2 separate regions of the Homo sapiens genome follow, and region 1 is linked to region 2. Evidence: chromatin contacts called from ENCODE Hi-C or POLR2A ChIA-PET data. All regions are on one chromosome and are shown on one strand. Each heading gives the region's core, a stretch centred on a gene start or an enhancer-like site at or near the end of the contact. The rest is flanking DNA. Distances are from core to core; before and after follow the strand shown.

The links. A loop is a pair of places that touch in the nucleus more often than their neighbours do. ChIA-PET counts read pairs that join two places held with the same protein, here RNA polymerase II (POLR2A). Pooled maps may share reads with other maps.
Region 1: a map of PC-9 shows a loop between it and region 2 (4-fold over the local background). The contact joins the promoter of TMEM92 here to the promoter of RSAD1 in region 2. A Hi-C loop is called at or near these places in 2 of 168 maps with a recorded cell type or tissue (MCF 10A and PC-9) and 8 of 50 pooled maps. POLR2A ChIA-PET finds 5 or more read pairs at or near these places in 1 of 52 experiments (GM12878).

What each region holds. Positions count from the first base shown.
Region 1 is chr17:50,269,468-50,276,536 of GRCh38, reverse strand. TMEM92 (transmembrane protein 92) reads right to left here and starts at 2,071. Exons shown (of 5, transcript NM_153229.3): 1 at 1,967-2,071. The coding sequence starts at 2,035. LOC124904028 (a long non-coding RNA gene) reads right to left here. Exons shown (of 3, transcript XR_007065846.1): 2 at 5,301-5,378; 3 at 5,134-5,171. RefSeq lists silencers at 1,695-1,989, 3,127-3,466.
Region 2 is chr17:50,477,148-50,483,241 of GRCh38, reverse strand. It overlaps RSAD1 (radical S-adenosyl methionine domain containing 1), which reads right to left and starts at 4,382. Exons shown (of 9, transcript NM_018346.3): 1 at 4,223-4,382; 2 at 3,480-3,613; 3 at 3,158-3,362; 4 at 786-1,151; 5 at 536-599. The coding sequence starts at 4,357. RefSeq lists an enhancer at 440-734 and silencers at 3,169-3,555, 4,127-4,616.

The DNA.
Region 1 (7,069 bases), core at 822-3,321, 200 kb after region 2:
TCTTTATCTTTATACCTTTATAAAATATTTCAATTGCAAATCACAACAGTAAAGATAAGAATACCAGTGATAGCCAATAAGAGTTGGGGTAATTCCCCTTTTCCACGCTCAGTCCCAGGCTGAGTACCATCTCACAGGCTTTGTCCCCTTGTGGGGACAGGAACAGGAAGGAACCCCTGCAGGTTGGCCCAGAAAGGGTGAGTCTGTGAATCCAAATCACACAGCACACAGGAATGACTATAGAATTGGAGACAGGCTGGGTGCGGTGCCTCATCCCTGTAATCCTAAATACCTTGGGAGGCTGAGGTGGGTGGATTGCTTGAGGCCGGGAGTTTAAGACCAACCTGGCCAACATAGCGAGACCCTGTCTCTATTCTTTTTTCTTTTTTCTTTTTTTTTCTTTTTGGAGATGGAGTCTAGCTCTGTTGCCCAGGCTGGAGTGCAGTGGTGCGATCTCGGCTCACTGCAACCTCCGCCTCCCAGGTTCAAGTGATACTCCTGCCTCAGCCTCCCAAGTAGCTGGGATTACAGGCACGTGCCACCATGCCTGGCTAATTTTTGTATTGTTAGTAGAGATGGGGTTGTTGGTCAGGCTGGTCTGAAACTCCTGACCTCACGATCTGCCTGCCTCGGCCTCTCAAAGTGCTGGGATTACAGGCGTGAGCCACTGCGCCTGGCCTCTATTCTTTAAATTAAAAATATATATATACAGAGAGGGAACTTGGAGACAAATCGAGGGGTCCATCCAGGCACTCAACAGCACCCCTTCCCCCTCAGACCCCACTCTGGCCCTTGTCCTTTTCCTGGACCCCAGCTAATAAGTAATGGATAATTAACAGGTTTAGTAAATTAATCTCAAGTTCCGGTTTGGGAGGGGGAGGAGCTCTTCTCCCAGATTGTCTCCCCACATTTTAACCAGGGGGTAGTCTTGTCTGGGGTGGTTCAGAGGCTGAGTTTTATGGAGCGTCAGGGTGGTCTTGGGCTGGGAGTAAGTAAATCTCAGCTTACTTAACTCCAGAATTGAAGGTATTAACAGCACCTCGCCCCTGGGGTTGGTGGGAGGGGTAAACCAGAGGATGCCCAGCCCAGCATTGACACAAACTGACCGCCCAGTGATTTAGAAGGAACACCTTGCTCACTAACCCGGGTCCACGGAAGGGTTTTGGCAGAGCCTCTCTGAAAGCTCAGCCCAGATGTGTGAAGGTGCCCTGTTCTAAAATCCTAACTATGGAAGACCCTGACTTCCCTCCGGTTCTTAAATGGAAATAAGACACAAATGCATGTTCTAGACCCGTCTCTGTTCCCAGGATAAACACCCATCCCAGGACCGGACAGCTTTCCCCCATCACCTGTAGAGTTTACTTGGGAGGAACAGAAGGGCGGAGGGAACACTCGAACCCTACACCTCCCTCTCAAAATCACAGATTTCAGAGGTCACCCCAGCCTTGGTCAGGCAGCCAGGTCAAATCCCACCACAGGCTGGGATTACTTACCCCTAGAAGGGGACAAAAGAGCCTTCTCTCCCCTAGGGAACAAGCAGAGACACAGTCCCAAAGAGGGTGGGGACATCCCAGGGTCCCCCAGCACTGGAGGAACTGAGCTGGGGCTAAGTGCTGGCCCAGGTGTCCAAAGCTCAGGCGGGAAGGAGCTGGAAGGATAAGCTGAGGCTAATAAGGGGTCCAAAGTCCCTATTCACAGAGACGTGCTAGGTGTCAGATAAGGTGGTGGGTGGTGGCCACTTCCCACCACAGGATCCCCCTCAGAGGTGGGAGAACCCAGCCTCTCCCAGAGCCTCCTCCGCTGCCCCCACCTCCACCTCCACAGCAAAGAGAGAAAGGAAGTAGCTAACTGTGTGTGGTCAGGAGGAAATCCTGATTCTGGAAGGTGGCGACCAGGCTCCAGAAGCAGGCTCCTGACCTACAAGGGTAGGGCCCAAAAGTTCAACAACCTTACCTCCCAGTCTCACCTTTTGGGGGCCAGCCAGCAGGCTGAACAGCAAGGTGGGCGCGAGGCCGGGGACCCAAGCTTGGGACATCCTGGCTTGGGGGCCACTGAGCTTTCCTGTGTAGAGAAGGCGGGGCTGCGACCTCTCCCACTTCTCTCCACCTATGGGGCCCCGCCTCGGGATGGGGGCGGAGCTGCACCGGGAGAGGCGGACTCGGGGCAGGGAGGGGCTGGGAGGAGGAAGGGAGGAAGGGAGGCGCAGAGGTCTGGGTTGGGTTTTGGGATTTGGGAGGTAGAAGAGATTAACGGATTTTTAAAAAAGCGGTCCCGGGCGCGGTGGCTCACGCCTGTAATACCAGCACTTTGGGAGGATCACTTCAGGTCAGGAGTTCGAGACCAGCTTGGCCTACATGGTGAGACCCCCCGTCTCCACTAGAAATACAAAATTTAGCCGGGCGTGGTGGCGGGTGCCTGTAATCCCAACTACTCAGGAGCCTGAGGCAGGAGAATCGCTTGAACCCGGGAAGCAGAGGTTGCAGTGAGCCGAGATCGTGCCAGTGCACTCCAGCCTGGGCGACGGAGTGAGACTCCATCTCTAAATAAATAAATAAATAAATAAATAACCTAAATTTAAAAAGAGGTGGGATCAACTCCACACCGCTGAGCTGGGCCTTCCTAACTCCCAACTCCTCCACTCCTAAGTGCCCCAGACTCCAGGGAGGGGTGCCGGGACCGGCGGGAGTGGGAAGGGGACGTGGAAGCCCCTTCTTATCTGGACCTCTGGGTCTGGTGAGAAGTCAAATGGGGGCAGAGGTTGAGGGAGGGGAAGGCGAAGGTTCTAGGGTAGATTTTGAGGGGTTATGGTTGGGGGATATCACCCCATTGTGTTTTGACCAAAAAGGGAGGGACAGAGCAGCCTGGCTGATTTCAGAGTGCCCTGAGATTTCCAGGTCGAGGAAGGAAGACCAGGAGCACAACGTGGGTACCTTCGTGTCCCCTCCCCTCTTGAAATCCTACAGGAGGTGTTGGTGCATTTTCTCCCATTGACAAAACGGGAACTCAAGGCCCCAGGGTTTAGACTGCCCCGGGGTCCGCAGCTGGGGCTGGTCCTCTGCCAGGCCCGCCGGGGCGCGGGCGAGCAGGCCCATCCAGATTCCTGGAAAGACCCCGCGGAGGCCGCCCCAGTGCGGAGGGGCCTGATTCTGAGCCCCCTGCGGCCGCCGCCTCCAGCACTCCAGGCGCGGAGCTTCCGGGAGCGGCCGGCAGGTGGCAGCGTCGCCCAGCGCGGGTGCCCCCGGGAGCCGGGAGGGGCGCGGCCGGGGCTTGTGGGCTGGGGGCGCTGGGCGAGGGCGAGGCAGGAGCAGTGCAGCCAGGACCGCGGGAGGGGGAGAGGGGGTGATGGAGCGTGGGGCGCTGCTCCCTGGCCCGGCCAAGGGGGACCCTGAGAGGCTCAACGTCATGTCCTTGGGCGCCTCCTGCTGTGTCGCCAATCTGTCTTGACCCCTGAAAAACACCCCCGACGTCGTGGGCGTTTCTTCTCTTTCCTTGCTCTCTGCCTCTCACCCTTCTCCCTCATCTCTCCCAGTCATGTTCTCTGTCTTATATTTAACCCCTCTGTGTCTCTCCCCGTTTCTCCCAGCCTCTGTTTTTCTGTTTCGGTTTCTTCCCATCTGTCCGCACCCAGTTTCTCTCGAGTTCCCAGCCTTTCCCTCTGTTCTCCCGTCTGTTTCTCCTCTCTCTGTTCACCTCTGTCTGCCTCGGCGGAGGCGTCTGTTTTTCTCGGTTTCTCTGGTCCCTTCTCCTTGTCCCTGGTTTGGTCCTGCACCCCCAGTCTCTCGGTCTGTTTCTTATGCTGTCTCCCTGCTCTCTCTCTCCCTTTCCCTGTCTCTATTTCCCATTACCTCCTAGCCCTTTTTGCCCCTTAAGAAGATAATCTTCTAGTCTCCTGATCCGAGGGGTATTGGGATCTGGCCCCTCTGTATTTGAAGTGACTGTGAGCTTGGAGAAGGGAAGGGGCCGCCGTCTCCCCTCCTCCCCTGCAGGTGGACCTTGGCAGGGGGACCTCGTCCTGAGAGTGCTGGAGCCTCCACCTCTTGAGTCGTTGCCAACTTGGGCTGCCAGGGTTCTTCTTGTCCCCACCCAGGCCCCACTGCAACAGCAAGGCCTGGGGTCTCTACCCCACACTCCCTGCTATCCTGCCCAGGCTGGGAGCCCTACAGAGGTGTGGCCCTTACGGGAGAGGAAAATGGGAAAATGGTTGAGCTTAGAGGAGGAAGATACCCTGCGGGGTGAAATGAGGGTGCTGAGAAGGGCATGTGGGAACTCAAGGGACAGATGTGGGGGGTCAGCAGGAGTGGGGGTGAGGGAACTAGGCGGGCACCAGTGCCCTGAAGAGGGGCAGGAGGAGGGGGAGGAGGCTGGCATAGCTGCTCTCTGGGTCTCTGGCATCAACCTGACCCAGATCTAGGGTTGCCGGACAAAAGACAGGAGGCCCAGGTAAATCCAAATTTCAGATAAACGATGAATAATTTCATTTTAGTATAATTATGTCCCATGCAATATATATATATTTTTTGAGAACCAAGACTGGAATGGAGTGGTGTGAGCTCACTGCAACCTCCACCTCCCAGATTCAAGCAATTCTCATGCTTCAGCCTCCCAAGTAGCTGGGATTACAGGCATGTGCCACTATGTCCAGCTAATTTTTTGTATTTTTAGTAGAGACAGGGTTTTACCTTGTTGGCCAGGCTGGTCTCCAACTCCTGGCCTCAAGTGATATGCCCACCTTGGCCTCCCAAAGTGTTGGGATTACAGGCGTGAGCTACTACACCTGGGCCCATGCAATATTTGAGACATACTTATGCTAAAATTTACTTTTCTATCTGAAATTCACATTTAATGGGATGTTCTGTGTTTTTCTTTGTTAAAACTGGCAACCAGGCCAGGCACAGTGGCTCACGCTTATAACCCCAGCACTTGGAGAGGCCGAGGTAGGAAGATCACTTGAGCCCAGGAGTTTGAGACCAGCCTGGGCAACATAGCAAGACCCTGTCTCTGCAAACAAAGAAAACAAAAGCAATTAAGCCGGTGTGGTGGCATGTACCTGTAGTCCCAGTTACTCTGGAGGTTGAGGTAGGAGGATCACTTGAGCCTAGGAGTTCAAGGCTGCAGTGAGCTGAGATCACACCACTACACTCCAGCCTGGGTGACAGAGCACCACCCTCGCTCTAAAAAGAAAAACAAAACAAAACAAAATCTGGCAATGCTATCCACATCGCTACAATGTCCTAGGAACAAACTCCACCCCCACCCCACATCTTCCAATGAAGAAGTGAGGTCCTTAGCACTTGACTCACCAGGCAGAGTCTGAAGGGCTCTTGAGCCCCTCGGCTGGGCCCCCAGTTCCATGACACCAAACTGCCCTACGTTCCTTCCTGCAGATGGGGACAAGATGAGGAGCCTGGAAGTGGGTGGTCCCAGGCCAGGCCAAGAACACCAGGGCCTGTTAGCATTCATCATGGCCCCAGGGCCCTCGGATTTTTGGTGGGTGAGGTCAGAAGGGGGTGGGAGCACCATGGACCCCCCTAGACTGAGCAGAGAAGGGCTGTTCTAGAGGAAGGAGGGTCCTGGACAAGGCCAGCATCTTCTGTTTGGCACGTCACCTAGCACCAGGAGGGCAGCGTGTGCAGGTGCTCAGGCATACACGAGCACAGAAACCCAGAGGCCTCATGTAGTCAGCGGCCCCCTAGATTCAACACCAAATTCCATCTGGGGTTTCCCAAGAGCAGCCACTTCGAAATGTCTTCATAAACGCTCGCTGGGCCCCCAGTGCATTCACTAAAGAATGAGCTGATTGTGCATCCTGCCGGGGCCCAGCTGGAAGGAGGGGCCTCCGAGGCCAGCCGGCCCACTTACGCCCTTCTCAGAGGAGGCAACCAGGGCCTGGAGAGCGGGAAGGCCAGGTCGCACAGGACATGAGGGGCTGAGTCAGGATCAGAACCATGCAGCGCTCAAGACGCCACACCCAGCACAGGTGGCACTCACCTCGGGCCTGGGGAGCCCTGCTCCACTGCTCTGGATGGAGGATCACTCAGGGTGGGTGGCCTCGCCTAGCCTGGCTCAGCCCAGCCCAGGGGGCCAGGCTTGGGTGAAGGGGAAGAGCCAGGGTGAATTCTGTTTTACTTGGCAGTCCCCCCCACCCCCATACTTTGGTGGACACTAATATCTGTAATGGCTGATGGCACTAGGCTGGGATCTCTTTTCAAAGCCAGCAGAATGCTCTGCTCTAGCCCGGCTCTGCCTGTAGGGGCAGTATTGTGTCGTGTTAGTCAGTGTGCCACTGAATATGTTGTGCTGTGTGACCTTAGACGAGAAATGGAACTTCTCTGGGCCTCTCTCAACAGGAAGGAGAGGGAGGAGTTGGATAACAGTACCTCCCTCATCATATAGGCCATGATGAGGATGAAACAGGCCGCTCAGAGTCTGGCATACAGTAATGGCAAATAAATGCTAGCTGTCATTCCTGGCAGAGACAAGGGGCCCATACTTCCTTCTCTGCATTTCACATGGAGGCAGAGTGGGGTGCCAAGGAGTGCAGGGTCTCGCTGCTTTTGGACTGCTCACCTCCCTGGATGGGCTGCAGCATCCAACCCCAGTTTCCCCAGGAAGCTTTGCTCACTAAACCCCTCTGCTGTCCACTGGGCCCCACTTAAGGCCAGTCAGGCCTGAGAAGGTGGGGCTGGTGACAGATCCCAGAGGATGTCCGTCCAGGTGCCGACCACTCCTGAACGTGGTCTGGGACTGGAGATGTGATTCCCTCCACTCCCAGTTTGTTCCCCCTTTCTACTCCCGCACAGCCCACTGAGCGCTGCCTGGGTCTACTTCACAGAGGAGGCCCGCCTCTCCACATGGGCTGAGAGCTCATGGAGACTGGAGGCTGTGCCTGTCACAGGTGTCCTCTCCCTTTATCCCCACTGCCATCGGCACCCCGTGCAGCCTGGCTCCTCAGGACTCTCGTAGCCATATTCAACAAGGCCTCTAGCTTGGTCACCTCATTGCCAAGGAGGGACAGGCCATGTTGGGCATGTCGCTCTCTTGTTCCCTAATCGGAGGCTCCCTGCTGCCA
Region 2 (6,094 bases), core at 3,133-5,632:
ACTGGAAATATAAATTATTTTTCTTTTCTTTTCTTTCTTTCTTTCTTTCTTTTTTTTTTTTTTTTTTTTGAGGTGGTGTCTCACTATACTGCCCAGGCTGGTCTTGGACGCCTGGGGTCAAACGATCTTTCCACCTCAGCTTCCCAAGTAGCTCAGATTAGAGGCACATGACACCAGGCCCTTTTTTCTTTTTCTTTTTTTTTTAATCATCTATCCCAAAATGCCAAGACATATAAATTCTTGGGCTCTCCTCTAGCCCTGTCCAATTGGGAATTCTGAGGGTGGGGCCCAGCAGCTTGGGTTTTAACAAGCCCTCCAGGAGATTCTCATACACACTAAAGGCTGAGAACCCTAGTGCAAGGTGCAACATTAAGCCCCTTATAATTCATGCTCAACAGTTCTATAGGGAGGTATTATTTTTTGCCACATTTTACATATGAGAAAATAGAGGCTTGGAGAGGTTAATGTGGCCCAAGTTCACACAGCCACGACATTCCTCTCCTGAGTCACCCTTTCTGTAGTTCACGGGACTCACCAGGCCCAACGCCAAGGTACTGACCACACTGCCAGTAAGTCCAATTGTGGGTACTGAGCGCCCCCTGCGGGGAGGGAGGAAATAGTGCAGAGTGAAGAGGGCAGGCCTCATTTTTAGACTCAGGTAAGGGGCCCCAGGTTAGAATGTCCCACCATCTCGGCCAGGATCCTTCTCTTCAGAAGGTCACAACGCCCTGGTCACACTGCAGTCTGCCCATCCTCCACCTCCAGCCATCAGCCCCAGAACTTACATTCCGGGCAAAGTTGGAGACCTCATACTGGTGGAAGCCAGCCTCCCGAAGGACAGCCCGGCCCCTCTGGTACATCTCAGCTGCGAGCTCCGGGTCAGGGGCTGGAAGGGCACCCCGCTGCACCTGGGCGAAGAGTGCGGTGCCCCGCTCCAGGGACAGCTGGTAGAGGGAGAGGTGGTCATCACAGTGGTGCAGCAGTTCCTGCAGCTGCCCAAGCCACGGCCCCACCTGCTGTGCCGGCAGCCCCAGCATCAAGTCTACAGACACGCGCCCGGGAAAGAGGCGCCGGGCCTCTGCCAGCGTCCGCAGAGCATCGCAGGCCGAGTGCGTCCGTCCCAACAGCCGGAGCTCAGTGTCATCTAGGGACTGGGAAAAGAGGGTGGGTGTAAGCATACCAGCAGCTCAGAGAGAGACAAGAACCCTCCTCCCCATTGTAGACACAGATACAGGGAGAACGCAGCACGTGGCAGGCAGCTGGAAGGCAGGAGGGGGAAGGTCAAGCTGGCACCAAGAGCTGCCATTCACAGAAGGGTCGCTATGTGCCAAGCACCTTTATGTAGTGTCTAATTTAATCTTTGTAACCCTCCAATATTAGTTCTATTTTACAGATGAGAAAACTGAGGTTCAGAGGTGTTAAGTAACTTGTCCAGGCCATACAGTTGCAAAGTTCGACCTGGAATTTAGGACTGTCTGACTCCAAAATCAAGTCTTTATTTACTTTACTTTTCAATTTTAAATAATTCTAACCTATAGAAAAGTTGAAAGAAAATCACAAAAAAAACCTTCATCTTGATTCACCATTTGTCCATATTTGTTTCTCTTTAAACATACATACCTGTTATTATGCTGAATCATTTAACAGTAAATTATAAACCAGCACTGTCCAAAAGAACTTTCTACAATGGTGGAAATGTTCATATCTGTACTGTCCAATATGATAGGTAGTAGCCACATGTGGTTATTTAAATTTAAGTGAATTAAACTTAACTTACCACATTTCAAATGCTCACTAGTCTGTGGCTAGTGGCCACTATATTGAATAGCAGTTATAGATATTATACTCCCTAACCTCTAAATACTTAGGTGTGTATTTCCTAAAGAACAAGGACATTCTCTTACATAACTGCAATCCAATTACAGAGTTCAGGAAATGCAACACTGACACAACACCATTACATAATACATTGTCATATTCAAATTTGGCTAATGGTCCCAATAACATCTACTGTAGTAATTTCCTCCTTCCTCCCCAGTCAGGGGCCACACATTGTATTCAGCTGTCTCTTCTGTCTCCTTTAGATTCTCAGCCTTTCTTTGTCTCTCATGACACTGGCATTTTTGAAGAATACAGGCCAGTTGTTTAAAATGAATAATTTAATGAATTTAAATAAATTATTATTATTTACGAATTATAATTATTTAAATGAATTATTTAAAATGAATAATTTCTACAGATTGGCTGTATAACACTGTGCTTATAGTTAACAGTGCTGTATGTACATTTAAAAACTTGTTAAGACGGTAGATCTCATGCTGTCTGTTCTTACCACAATAATTTTGTAAAAATCTCTTAATTCAGGGTTTCCTGACAATTAGATTCAAGATATGCGCTTTGGGGTAAGAATATCTTAGAAGTGATGTGTTTCTGTCAGCATATTCCATCAGAACAAAGCCCACAACCCGGAAGTCCTACGGAAATATCGGAGGTCAACCTGAGACGACTAGGTTTCTCCCTACTTAAAAACCTTCAATGGCTCCCTATCATTACTAGGACAAAACCCACACTCCTTAGTAGGCACCAAAGGTTTTGGACTCTACCTTGCAACCTTGTTTCCAGCCTCTCCAATCACAAGGAATGACTCACAACTCCCCCAAAACATGCCAGGCTCTTCCATGGCCTGTGTCGTTTCCCCCACACCCCCTCACCTGGTGAACTCTTCCTCTTCATTCAAACATCTCCTCCAGAGAAGTTTCAGTGATTTCATCAGAGTGACCTCCCTTCAGGCTGTACTCTAGAAGCCTTTTATAGAGACCCCCTTTACAGGTGACATTTACCATGCTGCAATAATCTGGCTACATGTCTGCGTCTCCCGTGTCATGTAGCAAATCTTTTTTGACCACCTACTATGTGCCAGGCACTATGGTAAGTGTTTGAAATAGAAAAGCCACACCTGATCCCTTTCTCATAAAGTCTGTGGTCTATGACAGCAGCAGACAATTAAGGAGTTATAAAAGTGTCGCACTAGGCCCTACTGTGTCCCTGGCACCCAGAAGGTGCTCAATCAATGTTTGCCCAATGAATGAATGTGACCAAAGAGGAGATGGCACTGAAGGGCGGGGTGCACTGGGATGGGGTGAGTGCCATGGGTTACCTGGAGGCCTATAGACAACCTGTTAACCCCTGCTGCCCCGAACTCTGCCAGTCTGGAGCCCGGAGCTGAAGTAGGATTAGCCTCCAATGTGACTTCCAAGTCTGCAGGCAGGTGGGCTGCCTGTGCCACAGCCTCCAGGACAGCAGCCACCGTGTGGGGACTGGCTAGACTGGGGGTCCCCCCACCAAAGAACACAGACTCCACCCTGGGGAAAGAGAATGGAGAAATGAGACCTGGGGGAGCCCTCTGGGATGCCTGCACCTATCCCCCACCACTCCTCCAAATATTTCCCAAAACGCTGCCTACAGCCCCCACTACCCACCGTTGCACCCCGCTGAGCCGCAGCAGCGTCTGAGCTTCGGTCACCAGACACTTCTGCATGGCAGCCTCCTCCAGGCGGCGAGGGATGTACTTGTTGAAGTTGCAGTAACTGCAGCGCTTCTCGCAGTAAGGCCACTGGGGGCAGTGAGTGCACGTGCGCGGTGAGAGCTGCCCTGGCCACTTCCAGGGTTCAGTCGCACACACCCCCAACCCCACCCCCACCCCTATCCCGAGGTCTTTCCACAGTAGCTAGGACATCTAAGCCACACAACTCCCCAAGGCAGGTCGCACTGGGGTTATTACATCCACTTCAATGTGAGAAAACTGAGGCTCACTCCTTTGTTACGCTGCCTCTTCCAACCAGCAGACGTCAGGAAGGAATTCAACCCAAGCTCTTTCTGGGATCATATAATTTTCATACAATTTTCCTATGAGCCATTTTCCCAGCTACCGAGTCAGAACACTGCTCTTAAGAAAATTTTGTCTTGCTAAGAGGAAAATTGTTATGAAATTTGAACCATTTGGTCAGAGTCACCGAGCCGGTGAGTAGCAGAGACTTCAGGTTTCTGGACCAAGTCATTTCCCTGCCAAAGCACAGGGTCCCATCCCAGACCTCGTACGGGGGCACGGAAACACGGCAGGCGGGTTCATAGAGTGACAAACCGCCACCTGGGTTTTGGACGGCCACGGTCACGGCCAGGGCTGCGGCCACACACCGTGGGCTCCGCCCCCGCCCCTACTCACGTGTACGTAAAGCGCCGCGCGCCGGCCCGCAGGCTCAGGACTCGGGGACCCTCCTGCGTTCTCCACGCGGCGGCGCCTCTGGGCCGCTCTGGCTGCTGCCGCCCAGCCGCGAGCCCGGGCTCCGGGGAGCGCCATGGCGCCCAGCGCAGCGCGGCGCACTGACCCGAGCAGGAGACGCGCGCAGGGATCACTGTGAGTGCGCAGCCGGCGGAAGGAAGAGGGGCTGCGTGACCGCGCGACAAGAGGGCCCGGGCCCGGGGCTGCGGCGCCACCTGCCGGGCGCCCGGGCGCTCACTGCGGCCTCCTGTCGGTTCTTTCCCCAGGCCGCGAGGCGGGCTGCTTGCCTTTTGGCACCTTGTGCCCGGGCGAGTTCCCGGACCCATCCAGGAGCTCTTAGTTTGTTCAGTCAATTCCTTGACATTTGATGTGCCTGGCTCAGAACTGGGCGCTGGGGACATCTAGGTGCATAAAGCCAGGTTGCATTCTGGCAGGAGAGAGGCAAGCCAACCGGCCAGGACAGGCAAGGCGTATTAATTCCGTGCCTGCTGGACACCAGAGCCGTCCGCCTCAGTGCTGTGAGGTCATCTGTTTTAAGAGTGTGGGAGTCAGTAGGGCAGAAGAGACACTTGGGCTGGATCTTTCTTTTAATTTCATTTACAAATATTTGGGAGAGGGGAGGTCTTGAACTCCTCGGCCTCAAGCGATCCTCCTGCCTCAGCATCTAGAGTAACTAAGGATTAAGGGCATGAGCCACCACCAGGGCTATGCACGGGATCTTGGAGGAGCAGAAAATCCCAGGGGCAATTGGCTTGGCCGGGAGAGTAGACTGTTTTGGGTCAGGCCAACCCAAGCATCTGGAGGTGTACGTGCTGGAAGGACAGTCAGATGGTGTGTGTAGGAGAGAGGGGGAAGGCGCAGGGGAAGGCCTGGGGAAGCAGGCACCTGAACAACTGTCCCACAAAGCAGAAACATCATGGGCTTCAGAGGCAGGCGGTGCAGGACAGTTCTCCCAGTGGCCTTGAACTGACCTGGTTCTCCCCTCCTTTCTTGCTTGTAGTTCTCAAGAATAACTGTAGACGCCTGTAATCCCAGCACTTTGGGAGGCCGAGGCGGGCAGATCACTTGAGATCAGAAGTTCAAGACCAGCCTAGCCAACATGCTGAAACCCCGTCTTTACCAAAAATACAAAAATTATCCAAGCGTGGTGGTGGGCACCTGTAATCCCAGCTACACGGGAGGCTGAGCAGGGAGAATCCCTCGAACCTGGGAGGCGGAGGTTGCAGTGAGCTGAGACAGTGCCACTGCACTCCAGCCTGGGTGATGGAGCAAGACTGTCTCAATAAATAAATAAATAAAACTGTAGAGTGTGCAGAGAATGCAACATCCTGAGGGAAGGAAGGACTGGCCAGCACAGCCATGCTCTGTTCCAGTCCCCCTAGAAAAAGCATGTCCTTCAACACTTCAGCCCAACATGTCACATGGCCCCAGGGTATAAAGCCCAGGGCAGAAGCCGGGCGCGGTGGCTTACTCCTGTAATCCCAGCACTTTGGGAGGCCGATGCGGGCGGATCATAAGGTCAGGAGATTGAGACCATCCTGGCTAACACGGTGAAACCCCGTTTTTACTAAAAATACAAAAAACTAGCCAGGTGTGGTGGTGCGTGCCAGTAGTCCCAGCTACCCGGGAGGCTGAGGCAGGAGAATTGCTTGAACCTGGGAGGCGGAAGTTGCAGTGAGCCCAGATGGCGACACTGCACTCCAGCCTGGGAGACAGAGTGAGACTCTGTATCAAACAAACAAACAAACAAACGAAAAACAGGGCGGGCTGGTTTCTGGGGTCCCTCAGCTTCAGTACAAGTCTGGCTGGCTGGGC